Linked DNA regions of Homo sapiens: region 1 is linked to region 2. The links are chromatin loops, found by intact Hi-C in ENCODE. Cell type or tissue: HepG2. All regions are shown on one strand.

Region 1 (8,000 bases), 200 kb after region 2:
GACCAACATGGAGTAACCCTGTCTCTACTAAAAATACAAAATTAGTCGGGTGTGGTGGCGCATGCCTGTAATCCTAGCTACTGGGGAGGCTGAGGCAGGAGAATCTCTTGAACCCGGGAGGCGGAGGTTGCGGTGAGCTGAGATTGCACCATTGCACTCCAGCCTGGGCCACAAGAGCGCAAATTCCGTCTCAAAAAACAAAAAAAAACAAAAACAAAAATAGAAAGGAGATAAAAGTAAATAAATGTAAACATTGCAGCTACATACAAAAAATTACACTAAACTGGATACGTTTCAGCTACATACAAAAAATTACACTAAACTGGATACGTTTTTCTAAGAAAGTCATTGATCAGCACCTATCTGATTTACATTCCTGTTTTGTCTGTAAAAATTTCTGTAGTAGGAAATGATGTTTAAAAGCCTGTAAGCCTAAAAGTAAATCATTTGAGCCCTGCAGCCCACATTATAAGGCTCCTACACTCTGGAGTCTCCCATAACCTGTGACCAAGGCAAACATGTAACTCTAACATTTATGCTGGTTCATGAACAGAGTTGATTCCCTAGGTTGAAACACATACTGACTGCAAATTAAGCAGTTAGGGGCTCTGCTGTCAAGTAAGTAAAATATGACTGTGATAAAAATAAATATCATAGAATGGGAATTCTAGTTTTAAGTTTCACATTAGGGTGAAAAGAACATATTACACCAATTGCTACAATATCAAAATTTTATACAACTCATACCCCCAATACATTTTTATGCCAACTGAGTTTTTTTTTAATGCATAAAAGGAGATCTTAAAGGGCAAGTTGTTTTACTTAAGTACTAGACCTAAAAAGGGAATTGTCCATAATTAATTCCATGTTTTCTGATTATTTCTCACTGCTTTACAAAAAAATTATTAAATCTTCTCCTGAAGAATTACTAAGATGAATAAATGTATATATATTAACTAATTATCTAATTTTAAAACTTTTTTTCAAAGCATACCGTTTCATACACTTTTACAAATTTTACACTCTTCTGATACTATAACCAGTGATTTTTGCAGAAACGACAAAACTTACACAGAGTGAACATCAGTCAGGAATGCAGTCACTCAGAAAGCTCCCACTAATCATACTGCCTGACCACTACTTCCCCTTAATCAAAAGAATTCCAACTGCTATCCTAATGCCATGCACTGCTGCTCAACTAAACTACAATCTTTCATTCTGGCTCTTACAATATATAAATCTGTTTTTGTTTGTATGCTCATGCTGGTGTAATGAAATCCAAAGTATACAAAACATAGTGTCTTGTATATAGCAGAGCTTCAATTCAGTCACTTAATTTTTGGAAAAAAAAAAAATCCAATAAATACGAAAACGCAAGCAAATAAAAGAGTAGCCTTTATAACCATTTCTAAAAATTTATTCTAACAAAGGCTAACACGTCAATACAAATCAACAATAAACAGAAATTTAAAAATTTTTTTTATATCAACCTTGAAACTAAGAAAAATAAAATAACAAAATTACTGCTCCAATACTTAGGAGCAAGATAATATTTTAAGACTAGTAAAGTATCAAGAAATTATTCCTACAAATATAAAAAAAAGAATGAAGGTAAAGAAAAAAGTTATATACTACAAATTTTACATACACAAGCAACAGTATGTTTTTAATTTACAAGCTCATAAAGGTGGACCAAGTGCATGAGACAGGTGCAGATACAATAAAGAGAATGCAGCAAAGAAAAATTACTGAAATTTCACTTTACTAAATGGTACTATGATCTGTGATAAATGTACAACAGAATGAATAATGTTTATCTTAAAACAAAGAAGACCGATGCATTTCGGATTTATAGTGTTAGCCAATGATGACTCTTCTTCAAAAAGATAAAGTGGCAAGGAATTCTGAAAGTTCATGTAATCTATCCCTCTATCAATCATATCTCTGGAATTCAAAAAAGGTATCTTCATCTTATCTAAAGAAATAAGATCACAAGCTACTTTTATTTAAAATTATAATTAAAACATGTACCAAAAATAGTGTCATGGAAAGACATGAAGCCAAGCAACAAAAAATCCAAATTATACTCTATAAAAACAAGGCCAATGCCAAGCATAAAAATATGTCCTGTAAATATGATTTCTCAATTTTAAATGATTTATAAAAATTAGGTAAGATTCTAGTGGTAATATACCTTGAACAGTTTATGTGTGCTAAGAATCGTTCTAAGAAACAAGAAATAAAGCTGTGATATAAGGCATGCTTCACATTCATCCAAGGCACGTAACTTGGCAAAATGCAAATGAATAAACAGTTCTTTTTGAATCAACTATCCATATGTCCTATAGACATTTAATCAAATCATTTCCAAGGGGAGGAAATTACACTGCACAAGAACTAAAGGAAGCTAAGGCACAAAGAATGATATTTAAGTGATTCTCTCAAAGGGAGAAGGTGGCACTGGAAACTTCAAGTTGGAACTTCTTAAATCTATATGTACATTGAAAGGAGTTAAACGTACCAGAGCAGGTGTGAAGTCTTATGGTTACTGACATACAAGTGTCCAGGATAAAGATTTGTAAATGGTAAGTACTCAAACTGAATTTCCCTGATGATTGTACTCACAACACTCAACACTCTACTGAAAGTTTCGGTGACCTTTAATCTGTCTGAAAAGCCCAACACAATTTCCATACCAAAGGAATGAAAGGTTTATGGTATTTAAGCTGATGGGGTGATTTAATATGACAAACATGGCCCTAGATAAACCTCTTTAAAGAAAATACTCTAAACATAAAAAAATTAATTTTAATAAAGAAAATGAAGCAAGTCAATTTCTTTTCAACAAATTCACTGAGACTTAAAATAACGTATTACTTATAATAACATATCTATTATTTATAATGTTATGCCATTACCTACGTGACAACAAAAAGCACAACCATGACATGCAATTAGTAATGACATGACAATGTTTTAAAAGACCCCATATAAGTACAATTATCAATTACCAAACTTCTATTCTGTGATCCAGCAAAACTGAATCAACAAAATATATACATGTTATCAAATATCCCTGGTTAGCTTAAATGCCTATGCTTCAGGGAAACCATAAAATAAAACAATCTCTGAAAGAAGGATTTAGAAAGGGATATTTTGTTTGTTGGTTTTAAGAACAGGTAATGGTGGCATCTAAAATTCAGAGATAAACATCTAAAACTTTCAATTTTACGTTCCAACATTTATTTTACTCTATGTAGATATTCTCAATTTCACTGAACTAAAAATTACATCTTCCTATTTTACAATCTATAATACTTAATAAAATGTATAATTATCAAGTATAGCTAGAAATCAACTTCTATTTTATATGGATATTACCGTTATAAAAATTAAAACCAGCCAGATTTAAATACAGTCACATGTTGCTTAATGCTAGGGATACTTCTGAGAAATGTGTTGTTGTGTGAACATCATAGAGAATACTTCACAAATGGAGATGGTATATAGCCTACTACACACCTAGGCTCTGTAAGATAGCCTATTACTCCTAGGCTACAAACCTGTACAGCATGTCACTGTACTGAATACTGTAGGCAACTGTAACACAGTGGTATTTGTGTATCTAAGCATATCTAAAGATAGAAAAGGTACAGTAAAAATATGGCATTACGGTGAAACCCCGTCTCTACTAAAAAATACAAAAAATTAGCCAGGCGCCGTGGCGGGCACCTGTAGTCCCAGCTACTCGGTAGGCTGAGGCAAGAGAATGGCGTGAACCTGAGAGGCGGAGCTTGCAGTGAGCCGAGATCGCACCACTGCACTCCAGCCTGGGTGACAGAGCGAGACTCCATCTCAACAACAACAAAAAAAAATATGGCATTATAGTCTCATGGAAGCACCATCACACCAGTCTGACTGACCAAAACACTAGCATGCAGTGCACAACTGTACCTAATTTGACCAATTCAGGAAATACTCCTATATGTCAATTATTTCAAATGTAAAAAACTTACACCATAAAAATTGTGAGATTTATAATTAAACTTTATATCAAAGAATTATTATTGGCCCAAACAAAAGTCAGTATGGCTATTTAAAACACTGAAATTAATCATTTCCTTTACACGTTAAAAGGTAATATATAATTTAATCCATCTAATTGTTCCTATTTAATAGCTGCCCTTGAGAAGACTAAAATTGTCGTTTTTCCAATATTTTAAGGAAAAAGTGATTTCATAAAAAGATTAATGATTTTAAATGGAATGTACAAATGACTGATGCCTCTGTAATCTTTTTTTTTTTTTTTTTTTTTAAATAGAGACAGGGTCTCACTGTATTGCCCAGGCTGGTGTCAAACTCCTGGGCTCAAGCAATCCTCCTGCCTCGGGCTCCCAAAGTGCTGGTATTACAGGCATGTGCCACCGTGCCCAGTCTTGTAATATTTTCAACCCAAGATGAGATACCAAGCACCAAAGAGGTGTTTAAAAAGCAGTTCTCCCCACCCAAAAAAAAGAGGTCTCCTATAGTGCACACATATATTAAGAAAGAACCTGTTCTATTTTTCCTTTAGTATGGATTTGACGCATTTGTGTTCTTTTCTAACCTTTAGCATTTCTTCATGTATCCCATAATGCCCGTATGAGCTGAAATAAACACCATCCTCATCCTCCTGGAGGTCCGCAATGACACTAGTAGATGACGAGCAGGTTCTGACATCTGTGTGCATCACAAAATCCTGAGCAAATTGTCTGTAATCAATTTGAAATACACCCTTGAGACAGGTTTATTGGACCATGAATAAAGGAAAGGCTAGAGGTTGAGGAAGAGGAAAGGGGAGGGAGTACAGTGTGATGAGTCTTCTAAATCACATTCTATCTTGAACAACTGAAAGCTCCCCCTGCTGGATCTGAAGCAATGGCAATATTCAGAAACAATTATACATACTCCTTCTACAAACCACAAAAGCAATGCCAACCGCAGATTGTAGCTCCTTATGTCTTTCAACTGAACAAATAAGCATATTACTTTTATAATCCTCTATTATTTCTATTGTTTTAAAATCCTTTTTTAGCAAATGAATCAATGTCGTTTATTTCAGCTCTATTAATATTCTTTAAAACCATATTATTTCTTGGGAGTATTATGTAAGCAGAAAGTAGACCCAAATAGATAATTATTTACATACACCAGCACCGCCCACTCCAGCTCTAAAACTTAGATCCCTCTCAGATCATGACATATTAGGAATCCATAAGGTATATAAAAGGGAGAAGTTCAAAGGGGCAAAAGGTAGAGCTGGTGTTGGTTACTTGGTTACCTAGCATAAAAATTCTGAAACAGGGAAGAGGAACTACAATTGGCTCTACTATCTTTCCTGCTGGACATTCATTCTGGCAAACCATCAGATGGGTACTCAGGCAACAGCAAACAGCTTACAAATCCAACAGGAAGGCCTGTGAGGTATACTTGTCAGAAATGCAGAATCTCAGGCCCTATTCTCAATCTTCTGAATCAGAATTTATATTTTAACACGATCCCAGTTGATTCCTATGCACATTAAACTTTGAAAAGTACTACACCAGTAGAATGCTAATTTATTCACTGGAAAAAACTGTCACTGTATATCTGGTTTTCTGGGTTCATACTACACCATAATTACATTCTGATTCCCCCCCACCGACCCCACCCCGACAAAGTCTTGCTCTGTTGCCCAGGCTGGAGTACAGTGGTGCGATCTCAGCTCACTGCAACCTCCCCTTCCCGGATTCAAGCAATTCTCCTGTCTCAGCCTCCCAGGTAGCTGGGATTACAGGCGTGCACCACCACAACCCGGCTAATTTTTGTATTTTTAGTAGAGACAGGGTTTCACCATGTTGGCCAGGCTGGTCTCAAACTCCTGACCTCATGATCCTCCTGCCTCGGCCTCCCAAAGTGCTGAGATTACAGGTGTGAGCCACCGCACCCGGCCTACATTTTGATTCTTTAAAACTAAAAACTTCAACCCTGTATTTTCCCCAAACCTCAAAAAGATTAATCCTTCCACTTTAAAAAACTAGGATAGAAAAAGTAAAATGGAGAAATCAATGCAAACAGGAAAACTGAAAGGAAGGCAATAAAGAACAAAAACATTCATGAGGACAACATTTGTCAGAACATATCAGAATAGGTAAAACTATAAGATTTTATATTAATTAACTATATCCATAGTGTACAAAAATGCTACATATCTTTAACAGTATGAAGATAAAATATCTACATTGTACTTTCCAGTATATGAAATGTTCTACTATATTCTACTTTGCCATTAGGTTGTATTATTCTGGAGATCTAAAACAATTAATTTTGCAAGATTGATAAATTACTTCATTTTTTGCAGATCCTCACGTGCTCTGGCCAATGCGGCTTCAGCAGACAGTGCCCTGGCTTCCATATGTTTCAATTTTTCAACAACAGATGTATTTTCACTGAGTCCATTGGGGTATGAGAAGGGTACTGACACCGGTTCATAAAGATCTTCTACATCTAAAGAAATAAATGGACATTATTATCAGGCCATCTTATAACAATAAAACAAGTATAAATATGTTAGGAATAAATACGCCCTAAGTTTCTACTATGTGGCCAATTGAGAAAGATTAGTGAAAGTACTTTTAATTGAATATTAATCATCTTGGCTTTGCACAGTGGCTCTTGCCTGTAATCCCAGCACTTTGGAAGGCCGAGGCAGGCAGATCACTTGAGGCCAACAGTTCAAGACCAGCCTGGCCAATTTGGTGAAACCTTATCTCTACTAAAAAAAAAAAAATACAAAAAGTTAGCCAGGTCTGGTGATGCGAGCCTTTAGTCCCAGCTACCTGGGAGGCTGAGGCAGAAGAATTGCTTGAACCTCGGAAGCGGAGGTTGCAGTGAGCTGTGATCGCACCACTGTACTCCAACCTGGGCAATACAGTGAGACTCGGTCTTAAAAGTAATAATAATAATAATAAATATTTATCATCTACACTATTTTAATTTGAATTCAAAGAGCATGCTGTTAGTCTAAGTTTTTCATTAGTTGGCTAAACTGAACATATATTTAAATATTAATTATTAATTATACTCAACCAAATCCAGGAAGAAAGAAAAAAGTAGAAAGAAAAAAACCTAATATTTATTGATCAGCAGGTATCTTTCCAGTACATCATTACATCTTGTTTTATTCTCAAAACACAGTTAAGATGTATTTATCCCTATTTTAGGCAAGGAAAAAATAAATTTCAGAGAAATTAAGTGACTATCCTAAAGTTATATATCTGTTTATGGAGGAACTAAGATTTAAACCCAAACCTGCCTTCCCAGCCCACGTTCTTCCCATTACACAAAGCCACCTCCTAGCCCATGTCCTTATTGTAGCAGGTATTAAATTCAGATATTGCTTAAGGGAAATCCTGCCATATATGAAAATATGAATGAACATGGAGGACATTATGTGAAGCAAAATAAGCCAGACACAAACAGACAAATACTGTGTGATCTCACTCTTGTGTGGAATTAAAAAAAAACTCACAGCAGCAGAGAGTGGAATGGTGGTGGAAATGAGGAGATGTTGGTCAAAGGGTACACACTTTCAGCTACAAGATGAGTAAGTTCTGGGCATCTGTCTATTGTAAAGTGACTATAGTTAAAAATGCTGCACTGTATACTTGAAATTTGCAGACAATAGATCTTAACTGTTCTCACCACAAAAATAAAAAAATGGAATGTGAGGTGATGATGTTAATCAGCTTGGTTATGGTAATCATTTCACAATGTATATGCATATCAAATCATCACATTGTATACCTGAAATGTACACAATTTTCACTTATCAATTATACCTGAATAAAACTGGAGGAAAAAAAAAACATTCCTAAGGACAGCGTGTAAAGAATTCTACACATTCAATAATTTTTCATCCTGGGCAAGGTGGAGTGAAATCTATACACTAAAGTCTTATTGCTGATATTATTAAATATCCT
Region 2 (8,000 bases):
CGTCTATTGAGATCTCAATACTCAACCATTGTGCAAGGGATATCCATGAATTATCTCGGTTAGATTTAGCAATGGCCTTTCAGAAACTATACCAATTGCAAAGCTGAGGAAATTGGGGCTCAGAAAGTCGCTTTTGAACCCTGGAGAAGATCCCAACCACCTCCCGCCGGGCTGTCGCTAGGGTCAGTCGCTCTCTCCCCGGGGCCCGCTCGTAGGGAGAGGTCGGGAACGAGGGTTAAGAGGGTAGGGTGGGCTGTGGTGGACTCTGGCTGGAGGAGGGTCGTCTGAGTGGGTGGGACTGAGAATTCCGCAGGGGTGCCTGCTCAAGTTCCGGCTGGCGCTGAGAAGCACCCCGCAGGCTCTTGGCATCTTGGGGGACGCCAAGGGGACCTACGAGTGTTTCTGCCTAAACAGTCCCCAGTTTCCGAGAGGGCTCAAGACGAATGCGAGAACTGTAGAAGGCAGGCCTGGCAGGCAGGCTCGGGCTCAGAGAGCGATCGGCCGGAGCGGTACCACGAGGCGGGCCCAAAGATCGGTGTAGGCCTCCCTCTGCGGTTCCCCGGCCGACTTCCCCGAGGGACAGTCACGACTTTGGAAGGTTCTGGCCAGTTTCCCAATTTGCATTTGAGCAGCCCCCGCAAAGGGCCAGGTGCGAATGGAGAGTCTACGCGGCGCCCGGACGTTCCAGGGCGCACAGACTTGGCTGCCCCGGGAGGAAGGGAGAACTGCGCAGAGTGGGCAGAATCCTGCCGGCCTTCTCACTTCCCCCAGCTGCGGCCCTGGGCCTGAGTGACGCCCAGCGCCCCCGCTCAGCCCCCAGGCCTGATATTTCGCCCGCTGGCCCTCCCCGGCCCAGTGAGCACTTGGGTTCCGGCGTGGAGACTGCCGCGCGTCAGGCTCTGCAGAGGCGGGTGACGCGCAGGAACGGCTGCGGGGTTTGGCTGAGGCGCTATTCGGGCTCCCCGCCTGCCCCCACTTTCAGCCGCAAGATTCTAGAAGGGAGGGGCTACGTGGAGAATGGAGGGAGGGTCTGGAACGGAGAGGCCTAAGAGGGTTCGCTATGAGGCCAACGCTGGGACGGAGGGGCGGGCATCAGCAGGGCTTGAAGGTTGGGCTTCAGGGGCGGGAGAGAGCATGCGGAGGCAGGAAGCCAGGCCCTGGGGCAGCAGGTCGTGCGTATGGGTGTGTGTCAGCGCCTACGAAGCGCAGAGGATGGAACCGCAGTATTAAAAAACAAAAACAAAAAAAAAGAAGAAGAAGAAGAAGAAGACCAGCCGCACGTCCTCTAGACGCGGGCCTCCGCCCCCGCCCTCCGCGGACGCCTGTTTATAGTGATAATCAGGCCCAGCGCGCCGCAGCCAAGGAGGCCGTAAATCCGCATCCATCACCGCGCAGCCATTCGGTCTGAATTAGCCAGTCACTACGGCCTTAATTACTTTGTCAAAGATGAAAAATAGTAATTGATTTTGTCCTCGATCACTTTGTTCCCTCCTCTCCTGCCTTGCAGATAAGCAAATAAATATTTTTGAAAACTCGTGTCCACTCGGTTGTATGGGGGTAGCCTTCTGAAAAACAGGCCATCCGGTGACAGTCCTGACGCCAGTGTTACTGCCAAGACACGAAACGCCAGCTGCAACCCAGACAGGAGAGGGCCCAGAGGGCGGCCTACCGCATTCAAGTCGCTGCCCTCCTTTGCACTAAGGAAGGAGAGAGGAGGGAAAGATACCGGTGTTTTACAAGCTATTGCTCTGGCGTTAGCGGGGCACTGTGGCACCAGCCTCCTCTGGTCCTCAGGGCAGCATGCAAGAAAGAGCTGCCAGTGCGACTGACAGGCGAAGGAACGTGTCCAGGGTCAGAGGGCAGAGCCTAGCTTTGAGTCCCTGTCTGTGTTGGCTCCTCTCCATCCACCACATGAGGGATAGAGTATGAGCGCCTATGTCTATGTTTATGTGATTTTAACATGGGAGTCGTTAACACCTACAACTTCCATAGATGATGGATGTGAGGGCTCAGTGTGGGTTTCAGGTGACATGGCCGATAGTCAAGAAGCCATGCCGTATTTTTGTCCCACTTGTCTACTACTGCCCAGCTCCATTGCAGTGTTGTTCTGTGCTAAGAATGTGGGCTCTGCAGACACACTGCACCACTTCCTAGCTCTGTGACCTTGGGGGAAATTCCCCATCAGTAAAATGAGCATAATAAAAATTAACCTACCTCGGCCGGCGCAGTGGCTCACGCCTGTAATCCTAGCACTTTGGGAGGCCAAGACAGGCGGATCATGAGATCAGGAGATCGAGACCATCCTGGCTAACATGGTGAAACCCCGTCTCTACTAAAAATACAAAAAATTAGCTGAATATGGTGGCACGCACCTGTAGTCCCAGCTACTTAGGAGGCTGAGGCAGGAGAACAGCTTGAACCTGGGAGGCGGAGGTTGCAGTGAGCCAAGATGGCGCCATTGCACTCCAGCCTGGGAGACAGCGAGACTCCGTCTCAAAAAAAAAAAAATTAACCTAACCTCAAGGGTGGCCTGAGGATTAAACGAAAGAACGCATGCGAAGTGCCTAGATTGAGATTGGCTACCCGGCATACTTTCAATAAGCTATTGTTAACAATATTATTCAGTCTAAAGGAAACATATGTTTGAAGCCTCTCAAAATTAGCAAATAAGACAAATCCCTCTCCCTGGGTCGGAAGGTTTAATATGGGTAGACTTATGCAGAATAGAAAACCTTACAAAATACGTAATGATTGTGCAACATTTTCCCTCCTCATCCAGTGTTTGGTCGCCCAATAATCAAGTATTTACCTTTACTAAATGAAAATTAGGAGCATCCAGGAAAAGTGCTCAAATACAGAAGCTGCTATGAGTTTTTCCTGAGGCACTTTTTGTTTATATGAAGGTAAATTTCAGTATAAAGAAAGGACAGAAGCTTGGAGCTTCATAATCAGCCTCACTGTTCAGTTCTCATCTGAACCCAGGGGTGTCAGGGAAACACAAGTTAATCAAAGCAAGCATCCCTCATCATAGCATTTCAGAAGAGCTCATACTTGGAAATCAATGGTTCAGCTAAATAATCAGTCTGTGCAAAATGCAGGTCCAAAATTCCATGACTCAGACAGGCAGAACGCTTGTTCCTGAGTCAGCAGTAATGATGATTCTCACTTCACTGCAGCAAAACACAGGGCAGTGGGTGCTAGCGCAGAAGCAGAGAAGTATATGACAAGATGAAAAGGAGTTCAAGGTCATCTATAGTTCCACATGCCTGCCTTATCAGTGAGAAAGCAGAGTTCCAGGTCCAGGGAGGAAAAGTGAGTACTCAAGGTCATTTGACAAATTAGAAACAAATTCTAGTGGCATCTCTTTAAAAAAGAAAGAAAGAAAAAAGAACTATATTATCCTTTGACCCAGCAATCTCACTCTTAGAAATCTATCCCAGAGAAATAAAAAACCATAGTGCAAGAGTGTTTATTATAGCATAGTTGATAAAGTGAAAGCCTGCGGAAAAAAGAAATAGCCACATTAGATCATTAGAGTATCTGCAGCGTGGAATGATTTGTAGCTGTTAAAAAGATTGAATTAGAACCATTCAGAGATTGGAGAGATTTTCATGATGTATTGAGAAAAGCCAGATACATTAAAGTATGTATAATACAATCTTATTTTTATAAAATAAATAGTAACTAAAATGCCATGTCTGTCTGTCTCTCCCTCTCTCTTCTGTCTGTGTGTGTGTGTGTGCGCGCGTGTGTGTGTATGTGTTCTAGTAAAATGTGACGCACACACATAAGTTAGTAGGTAAGATTACTGGTAGACAATGTGGGCATTGATGTGAGCTCAGGAGACGAGGGAAGAGCCAAGCAGAAAAAGTGGACGGAGGGTGACAAAGATTGTACTTAAACAAAAATAGTTCTACTAGTCATACTTATAAATTTATGTAAAATATGTATAAAAAATTTAAAGGAAAGAATTCAGCACTAGAATCTATTGCTTTAATTAATGAGAATATTCACCGAGGCTTTCATTAGGAAGTATTACCCCTACGCCTATTTTATTGTCTTTCTCTGAAGAGTAGAGCTCAGAAAAATGAATTCGGTTAATTAAGGATCCCAGCTACCAATATGTGGCTAATCCTCCTTCCTCAGGTCATCATGTTTCTATCTCTTAGCTCTGCTGGGGTGGAACCAGGGCATAATTAAGACCTTCAGAGGACACAGTCTTGGAAAATATGATGCTGCTCTGCTACCCCCACCCTTATCCTTATAATGTACACTAAACTATAAAGTAATTTACATTAAAATTACACCAAATTGAAAATTCCTGATTTCTAATTCTTCCATAATGATAACATTAATGTCTTTCCAGTAAGCATTCACCCCTTTCCTCTGCTGCCTTTCCTCTGCTATCCTTTTGGTAGTCGTGCTTTGCTTGTTGCATATTTTTGGTGAAACTACTCAGTAATCTCCTTCCAGGTATGAGTCTTCTGTGTTTATCCATCTGCTGAAAGTTCCCGAACCCCAAAATGGGAGATACTAGCCTTGTAAGAGGTCAGATCTTGTAAGGTCTCAAATATATTTATTATGGGAAATAGGAGACTTCTAATACAAGAGAATTGATAATGTGTCTGCAATGTTGGTGAATAAGATTCTCTTTTTTTCTCTTTCTTAAATGTTTCCCTGGTCTTCTTTTTTTGTCCTAGTTGGTGGGGCAATGGGGGGTGGGGAATTAAGTTCAATGTCAGGAAAACCTAGCAGGAATTCCCACAAGTAGAATGAAACAGATGTTGGAAATCTTCACTGTACAGGCAGTTTATGTAGTTAACCAAGGCTATTGGGTGGAACATGAAGAAGGTTCAGAAAGGTACAATGGTAAGGATGCTAATCCATGAAGCAGAACTTGGAAAATTCAAGAGAATTTATACCTGTACAGAACTGCTAGACAGCATTAACAAGCTTTAGGACCTTGTGATTTTGTCACTGGGTAGCACCCTTGTAAATTGGGTCTAGGGGACTATGGACATTGGCACCCCATTTGCAACTGTTGGTTCTAGCAATCTGTGGCATCCAGATTTCTAAGACCATTTCAAACAACGGCCTGGAGGAGGCCACCTATGCCTACCATTTTTGGCAGACAATCCAGAGTTAATCATTATGGTAGTTGTCCCTTGGAATTTCACCATTAGAGCTTGGAAATGATCTACAAATCTTTTAGAATAATCTCTTAGAATCTACATTCTATTTCAGGGTGTTTCTATTTCAGTTTAAACATCTTTCTGGGTGGAGGGTAACATTATATCGTGAAAATAGGGCTTTAGTAGTACACATTAGTCAAGAGTTTGAACCAAGTTCAGCCATTTGTTAACTATGTGTTCTTGGGAAGCTAATAGCCAACGTGTGGCTAACTAACATTTACTTATCTGCAGAGCCTCACTTTCCTTTTCAATAAAATGGAGTTCCTTTGATTGATTAAATAAGATGAAGTGTATAAAAGCTTCTAGCATGGTGCCTGGCAAGAGCTCCTTCTACTTTGAGATACCAGAGTTGAAAGTTACTATCTGAAGTCTGACACTATGCCCTTAGAGATGTACCCAGATGACTCCTTTCTACACATCTTAATATTCCTGGATTTGTTCACCAAATCTTTATGTATTTTGCCCATCTTTCTTCTTTGGTTTTTAAAATAATGGGCCATTCTAAGGACTTTATTCTGCCCATCTTTTTTTTTTTTTTTTTTTTGAGACGGGGTCTCGCTCTGTCCCCCAGGCTGGAGTGCAGTGGCGCTATCTCAGCTCACTGCAAGCTCCGCCTCCCTGGTTCACGCCATTCTCCTGCCTCAGCCTCCCGAGTAGCTGGGACTACAGGCTCCCGCCATCACGCCCAGCTAATTTTTTGTATTTTTAGTAGAGACGGGGTTTCACTGTGTTAACCAGGATGGTCTCGATCTGCTGACCTGGTGATCCGCCCGTCTCAGCCTCCCAAAATGCTGGGATTACAGGCATGAGCCACCGCGCCCGGCCTCTGCCCATCTTTCTTGATGGGAAATGAGCTTTGCCTGTTTTTTTTTTCTTTTCTTCAAATGGGTTCTTTTTTCTATCTCTTTACACTGCACCTCCCTTAAAATGCCAAGCCCATCATAACGCTATGCCTTTGCCACTGCAGTGTCCTCTGCCTGCAATGCTCTTCCTTCTAGAATGAATTTCTACCTATACGTAAGACTTTGCCCAACATGTATCTCCTCTTGGAGGTTTTTTATGAAAAAAGTTAATATCTCCATTCTCTGTGCTTCCCTAGCACTAGTGCATTGTAATTATTTATTTCCATGTGCATCTTTTCAACTACAACAGCTAATAGCCAAGTGTGGCTACTGTTATTTTAATTAATTAAAATAAAATTAAATGCAAAATTGTATTATTCACTCACACTAACTATATTCTTAGTGCCCAACAGCTACTTACATTAGACAGTACAAAGAACATTTCTGTTAATTGCAGAAAATTCTACTGGACAATACTGTTCTAAATTGTGAATGCTTCAAAGGCAGAAATGTATGAATTTTTTAAGCCTCTTTCCAACTTGTACTGATATGCAGTAGTATTTTTGAATAAACGATTTAAAAAGTCACAGAATAGCCTCTTAGTTTCTTACATGCCATCTTACTATCTTTGCTAAACCATATTTTTGTATTTTATTAGTTTTCATTTGTATTATATTTCTGATTATAAAAATAATATGGGCTTAATATGAAAAGGTTGGAAAAACTCCCCCCAAGAAAACATAAAAATACACATTCCTATCTAGCCTAAAATGTATCTTATTAATGTTTTGGTGTAGAGCTTCCTAGTCTTTCATATGTATAGAGACGTAGTTTTTGTTTTTACAAAATCGAGATCATGCTATTCATATTGTTTTATAATCTTTTTTCACTTATATTATTGATATAGTTCCATTTCATTGCCATAAAATTTACATCATCATTTTTAATTACTGCATAGATTTTCATAGCATGAATATACTACAATTTAAGTAGTAAACAATTACTATGCATTTGAACTGTTTCTAATTTTTATTTTATTTTATTTTGAGACAGGGTCTTGCTCTGTTGCCCAGGCAGGTGTGCAGTGGCACAATCATGGCTCACTGCAGCCTCTAATTCCTGGGCTTAAGTAATCCTCCTTCTTTGACCTCCCAAAGTGCTGGGATTACAGGCATGAGCCAATATACCCAGCCATTTCTAATTTTTAAGATAAATAGTACTATATTATATATATTTCTGTCTATATACATCTTTGCTCATGTCTCTAATTTTGATTCGTAGTGTCGGTTCCTAACTATGGGATTACTTCCTAAAGGAATTGCACATTTTTCAGAATTGGATTCATCTTATCTGGACCAGTTTTTCTGATGACTGCCTTCAAAATGGAGACATGGAGCTGTGTATGAAGATGTAACCAAGCTCTGAGCAGAGAGTGACAGTGCTCTGTGCTTTGTTTTCATTCATTTTCCTAACGATGCTCAGCAATCTGTGAATACTTCTGGCTATAAAAAAGCCATGGGAACAAAGACCATACTATGTTTCCATAAAGAATAAATCAGTTTTCTCTTTAACATAAAGGAATTTTTTATGGAAATAATATTATTTGGTAAATACAAGTATTTGTAATTGTCAGTATGCACAATATGCAAATTTTACAACTATTAGGACTCAAGCAAATAAGCTCATCTGTTTACACAGGATTTAATTAAACAATTGCAAGAAATAATACAAACATTGTTAAAATGTGGAGGATTTGTGAATGCTTCTTCTGCAGTGGAAATGCCTGATTCAGGGCTCTCTCTGGTTTCTGCAGATTATGTGGATGATGACATGTTTTTCCAAGTCATTAACCTGGGCACAGCTTTGGGGCCAAATGAGAAGCTACATCCAAACCATTTAAGAGTCTGGGTGATTGGTGGGACTGACAAAGGAAAGACCCTCTGTCATTGCCCACGGTGAGAGCATT

Evidence for each region. Peaks named below come from ENCODE experiments on the same cell type or tissue, not always from the same donor. Only the 100,000 strongest peaks of a DNase experiment are listed, where the experiment ranks them.
Region 1: a loop joins it to region 2, with 8 times the contacts of the local background. A loop is called at or near these places in 31 of 110 quality-filtered maps.

What each region holds. Positions count from the first base shown.
Region 1 is chr11:20,394,328-20,402,327 of GRCh38, reverse strand. PRMT3 (protein arginine methyltransferase 3) reads right to left here. Exons shown (of 16, transcript NM_005788.4): 6 at 6,366-6,525; 7 at 4,607-4,751. Among named protein-coding and RNA genes, the nearest start is that of PRMT3, 11 kb to the right of the region's middle. In HepG2, a CTCF peak has its summit at 4,901 (motif pointing left); a DNase peak (open chromatin) is centred at 4,897.
Region 2 is chr11:20,590,054-20,598,053 of GRCh38, reverse strand. No RefSeq gene overlaps it. Among named protein-coding and RNA genes, the nearest start is that of SLC6A5, 5.6 kb to the left of the region's middle. RefSeq lists an enhancer at 4,479-4,648. In HepG2, no CTCF peak of the experiment used is centred here; a DNase peak (open chromatin) is centred at 3,223; H3K27me3 peaks cover 1,879 bases.